2 separate regions of the Homo sapiens genome follow, and region 2 is linked to region 1. Evidence: chromatin loops called from intact Hi-C (ENCODE). Cell type or tissue: Caco-2. All regions are shown on one strand. Links, peaks and the distances in the headings refer to the core of each region. The heading gives the core; the rest is flanking DNA. Region 1 has its middle 19 kb from the start of SORBS2. Region 2 overlaps SORBS2 (sorbin and SH3 domain containing 2).

Evidence for each region. Hi-C counts contacts between places; a loop is a spot of excess contacts. Peaks named below come from ENCODE experiments on the same cell type or tissue, not always from the same donor. Only the 100,000 strongest peaks of a DNase experiment are listed, where the experiment ranks them.
Region 2: it touches region 1 in a loop (6-fold over the local background); 3 of 110 quality-filtered maps call a loop at or near these places.

The regions. Positions count from the first base shown.
Region 1 is chr4:185,829,544-185,832,460 of GRCh38, forward strand. It overlaps a transcript of SORBS2 not described here. Among named protein-coding and RNA genes, the nearest start is that of SORBS2, 19 kb to the left of the region's middle. In Caco-2, for the core only: no CTCF peak of the experiment used is centred there; DNase peaks (open chromatin) are centred at 958, 1,278 and 2,088.
Region 2 is chr4:185,649,959-185,652,875 of GRCh38, forward strand. It overlaps SORBS2 (sorbin and SH3 domain containing 2), which reads right to left. Exons shown (of 27, transcript NM_001395207.1): 10 at 2,704-2,770; 11 at 1,826-1,870. Among named protein-coding and RNA genes, the nearest start is that of SORBS2-AS1, 63 kb to the left of the region's middle. RefSeq lists a silencer at 1,377-1,671. In Caco-2, for the core only: no CTCF peak of the experiment used is centred there; a DNase peak (open chromatin) is centred at 1,388.

The DNA.
Region 1 (2,917 bases), core at 214-2,713:
TTCCCATCCCCATCCCCGTTCCCACTAGACACACAGACACACAAACCAAGAGATGACATTAAAGGAATAAATGAGGCAGAGTGAGCATCTCTCCAGAAGGTAGAAGAATGAGTTTTCTTTTAAGTTTTGCTCTTAATTTCTGGCACATAGTCATTATTTATTAAATGGGAACACCTACTCGGTACTTACACATCAAGCTAAAACATCCATGAAAAATTATTTCATAATGTCACAATATATTTTTTCATAAATTCTTAATTCCAGCCATCTGCTCTATACAACCCATGGTTGCTAATTTCTCTACCCAACTTCTTTAGTGCTACCAAAAATGCATGGCTCAAAATAAATAATTGGATTTTTCAGATTTAAATCTTCAGCTCAAATGACTTTACTGAATTAGGAGAAAGAAGAGTATGGGAAGGATACCTAACACTCCTGCATTCTCTATATATTAATTAAATTAAAAATTTAAATTTCCACTATAATTTTCCCAAGAGTTCCAGGCCCCAGGTATGATATAGTGTTAAGAGGCACAGTTGTAATCGCATGCCATTTGATTATACATTTGTACTGGTGATTTTTCCAAGTCAAACGGTGACTTCTTCACATTTTTTTCTTTGATTTCCCTGATTACTATTATTAACCTAGATGTAGCACATTGAATGGTGCTTAGGAAAATAGTGAGAAAATGCACATTCTGGTTGGCCCTCTAGATGCTCTCAAATCATAGTTTGGAGAATGAGCCACTAAGCTATTGGAATTTTCCCAATGAATGGATTTGCAAGATGACCATATAGAGGTCTGAAACCCAGCACACATAGGTGCTGTGAGGTGGGTCAGCACATTTTTGCCACCTAGCTCTTTGAATCACCCACTATCTGATTTTGAGTCTGCAAATAGAAAATGGTTATGGAAGGAAGCAGCTGAACAAATATCATCATAAACGCTGAAGAAGTAGGAGCATATCTTTTGTGTGTTGGAAGAGGCCCCCTTTTGATCTCTGAAGTGCAACCAAATTAAGAAAGGGAGTGGCTTCTTCGGGGAAAGTAAAAGCTCATGGCCAAAGGATCAAGAACATTTTCTCAGGATAGAGACTTGCTAGTTCCATTGCTTCTTTTTTCAAGTGTAACCCAAATGTCTTGGGTTGGTGCTGTTTGTTGAAGTAACATGGTTAATTATTTACCTTTCTCACCATTTGGCTAAGATTCTTTTCTTATCAAATTGCCCTGTCTGAACCCAAAACAAACACCCTCCTGAGGGCGGTTAGCCATCACCTTAAGCTGGGTTTGTGTGAGGGTGGCTGGACATTTTTCTACTATTTTTCTCACGGCCTCTGTTGTTTCCAGTAGCCATTCTGCTAGAAAGGCCCAGAGCTAACTTGTGCTACTATATGGGTACTTAGGGTTTGCTGTGACTTGGTTCTTTTTTATTTTTTTAGACCTGCTCTTTATAACTCTTCCTTATTTGGGCGCTATTCTAATTCCTCCATTCAACACGGTGTTTCAGATTTCACTAGAGAAAGTAGCCTTTTATCTTCTCAAGGTTTTTCTGCCATTTGAACTTTTGATCGTACACTTGATCGTACACTCTAAAATGGACCCAACATGGTCATCTAGAACTGGGATGATTTAGTCATTAAAAATAATTAGACAGCAAAAGGGATATTTTGGGCTCTTCTCTTCTTTCCTCCAAGACTCCTACAGGAGCAGATTGCTCTGGCCAAATGTGGCAGAAGAAGAGCGGGTAGGTGGGGTGGCTTCAATCCACAGAGGCTCTGTTGCTGCAGCAACTTTCAGTCTAAATTCCATGCCCAGACGAGGCAGCTATTCTTAGCCTTGACTTTGGAAATAGTTTTCTCCCTTCTTCAAGTACATCACTCTTGACCTTTTATCTTTACTTTAAAGGTCTTGTGCAGCTGAATCCTTTATTTGTTTCCTCAAATCATTTTTAGGAACAAGGAAGATGTTAGAATAGGAAAGGAATAACAAATGGATAGGGCCCTGAGGGGTTAAATCACCTGGCCAGATCACACATTGAGTAAGCAGCACCTGCTCTCCTTCAGTGAGTCCGGCATTCCATGAAGGGTTACTAAGTTTTTATTATGCCGCAGGTATGTGGACGGGTGTTGGCCATGGAGTGGTAACCAAGACAGAGTCCTTTCCCTCAGGGAGCTTACAGTGGAGACTGAAGGACAGTTCTCTTGACTCCTAAAGTTCTATTCTTTCCACTACACTCTGAGATGTTACCAGTGCTTTAAAAAATACATTTCCTATTTTTCCAAATAGGACTGAACTGAGGCAAAACTGTGAAGTCAACAAGACCTCAATGCTGTCATCTCTAAAGTGGAACTAATACTAGCACCTTATTAAAATGGTGAAAGATTAAATGAAGTAACTCCTTCAAAGGGCTTAGCATAGTGTCTGGCACATACTAACTGTTCAATAAATGTTAAATAGTATTACCAGTATTGTGTTCTCTGGTTTTAATATGATCAATCCTTTTATTGAAGAGAAGCAATTTCAATATATTTGAAACTTACGAATATTAGTTCTTTGAATATTAACACTTGGTAAGGCAGCAGCTTTCAGTCTTTGCACTTATGCCATGATAGATGGTTTCCCTAAATTAAGCTGAATCATGTTATAGGTAGACATTCCCTTGTCTGGAATCTTTTCTAGGCACTAGTTAAGATTTAAAATCATCTAACTTTATGTAAAAACCCCATCTGATGCTGTTACATATCTATAAAAAAGATTGTATTATTTTCTTAGATTTTAAGATTCTACCTTTGCTTAAAAGCCTTAGAGTATTAAATAGCCTTAAATCAAAAATTTACCCTGACCAACTATAATAAGATTATGTTTACTTACTTTACTTCTATCTATCTTGGCTGGTTAAAAATAAACTCCACATTTTG
Region 2 (2,917 bases), core at 262-2,761, 180 kb before region 1:
CTCAGCAAATTTTCTCTTCAATTGTATACACTAAGAAAATAGTTCAGTTTTCAGAGCAAGATTAAAAACGGAACTGTTTCCAAATATCTTCTAATACTTTAAAAACCCTGATTTACATATGAAAATTGACATGCTAATTGTAGTCAAACAAAATATTGCACACAGTTGTGTTTATAAAGTGCTGTGCAAGGTACAAGGAAACATGAGTCCTCAATATGCTTAGAGTGCACCTGGGAAAATCAGACACAAATAGAATTATGATGGAAAATAATTGGTAAAAGATAATAAAGACCAAATGAAGAAAACACATAGTAAGAATTAAAGGATGCTAGTAGGTGGTAGATTGCTCAGAGAAGGTATTATGGAACCCACGAGTCCAGAGTCAGCCCTGAATGAGTTTCGGTGAGCAGGGCAAGAGGGGAGCAGGGATGGTATAGAAAAAAAGGCAGAAAAGTGCAAGGTGTGAAGCCATGGCTTGCACGGTTAGTAGAGAGCAAAGAGACTAGCTGCAGTTGACTCGTCCACTGATCAAATGATCAGCTTGTAGGGCTGTACAAAGTAATATATCACTGCTGTTCCATTCACTAATCACTAATGTGACACAAACCTCAATATTAAAACAGTTATAAAAATTCTAAATTTTCCTGCACCCAATCATTGGAGCTAATTCTATTTGTACCCGTTCGCTTCTCCTGAAAGTCCATGCACATTTCCACAGCAAATGAAAAGAGACAACATCTACACTTACAGTTTTGCTTGGATTCAACAGTCGGACTTCAACTTTTGAGCTAAATAAAGGAGGTGAGTTTGGTGGGCGTGGGAGCAGGGATGAAATTAAGGGAAACATCTTTGTGGGCCTGAAGCTATCAGTGGGGCGAGCCAAGACTTAAACCCAGAGGGCTTGCTGAGTTTGTTCTACTGATTTTCCCTCTATCAATTTGTCTTTGGAGATAGGAGCACAATCCCAAATAGTTAAAGGGCCTGAATGTGGTCTCCAGGGGTGCAGAACAGGAGGATCATGCGACCCCAGGCTGCCCAGAGGACCCCAAGTGAGGTTGCAGCTGCTGAAGGGGAGGGGAGCAGTGCCAGCCTCCGAGCCTGGTCTAAAGAAAGAAGAAAAAAAATAGTTGTGCACCTGTCCTGAGCCTGTGACTGGGCAGGGAGAGGAGCCCTGGGCAGAATCCCGAGGCAACACTCAGGAGAAAGTGATGAAGGGAAAAACATTTGTCAGGGGTCCCTCCTTCCAGCCTGCAGACCCCTGCACGAGATACCAAGGCTCGCCAATCCAAGTGGCAGTGCCTGGAACTGAAGCCATTCTATTGTGACCACTGGCAATTCTGAGTCAGAAAAGTGGCCCCGCCAAGGGGGATTTTTAAACTCTTTCAATGAATGGTTGCATTTTGGAGCAAAAGGCAGGGACAAGGTCACAGAATACTTTGTTTGACTTGTTTTTGGTGAAGTGTATCTGAAAGATCTTACACAATTGTAATCATTCTCTCTGCTGATAAAAGATCTTTATCTTATTTTGTACCCTGGGTTACAGTGTGTCCTTTCAGCCTATCCTTCACACTTTGGTTAAACATTCCTGAAGCTGAGAATAAACCAACAGTGGGAATGAATGAGATAAACCAGTATTAGTTCTCATTTCCATGAGAAAAGTCAATCCTTTTGTTATGCACGCTCTGAGAAAAGAAAAGAAATCCTCCTCCTAATATATGAACTGAAAACATGTGCTCAAACAGAAGGGGAAAAAAGGTGACCGTGTCGTTCTTCCAAACATTGCTGAGCATAAAATAGTCATTGCGAGCAAGGAAACCCATCCTACCTGCATTGTATGTATAAGGAGTATTATACATGTCTGTGTCATCATCTAGAAAATGAAACATAAATATTATGGTAATATAGATTGTCACCAAAGGACAACGAGACAGCAGAACTTCAGACAAACAACAGAAATTTGTTAGAAAAGCAACGTATTTTTCCTAGTTCATAATGCCATTTTCTTTCTTTTTTTCTTTTTTTTTAAGAGACAGGGTTTTACCCTGTCGTCCAGTCTGGAGTGCAGTGGTGATCATTGCTTACTGCAGCCTCCAAACCTCCAACCCCTGGGCTCAAATCATTCTCCCACATTAGCCTTCTGAGTAGCTGGGATTACAGGTGTGTGCCACCACAGGCCTCTGCAAACTGCCCTTTTTTATCTGTAACATATTCGTCTTGCTGCCCTCTTCGTAGCATGCAAAGTCAGGCCCTTGTCCTCGCTTCCCCAGAAACCTCTCTGCTCTGGATCGCAAATTTCCTTTACTAAGTGCTTTAGTGGTCTCCTGTCTACAGAGCAGGCTCAGGCAGACCCGCGCAGGCTCACTCTCCTGATGAGAGCAGACAGGGGTGGACAGAGGAACAATGTGTTTTTCACCCAGGCAACACACCAATTTAGACTGTGGACAGGGGAGGATGGAGGGCTGAGGCCAGAGTGCCTGGTTGTCCTCCATGGGGAGGCTTCTTGGCAGCTCAGGTGGGAGGCAGAGGCACAGGGATCTGTCACCGGAGGGGTGACAGAAGGAGAACAGGAGGCATGCTGAAAAGAAAGGGGACACGGAGTTTGCTGGGGTCTTGACATTGTGTGTGAATCAAACCGATGCAAAAGACGAATGTAGTCCCTTCAACCCACAAGGACCTCATCAGAAAGCAGAGCAGCAGACATACCCGGCTTGTGCACCATGTGAATTTGCTTAAACATCGTCTTGTACCAGTCCTTGGGCCGGTCGACTGTCTGTAATGAAGAGAGCGTCCAATGGTTACAAACTGGCTTCCAATCAACATCGCTTCTCAGTGTTTTCATTTCTCTATTTTATGTTCTTAATAACAGAGTCCCATTCTGTGATAAAATGTTCTGACTCTTTGCTATGGCTTCATGACA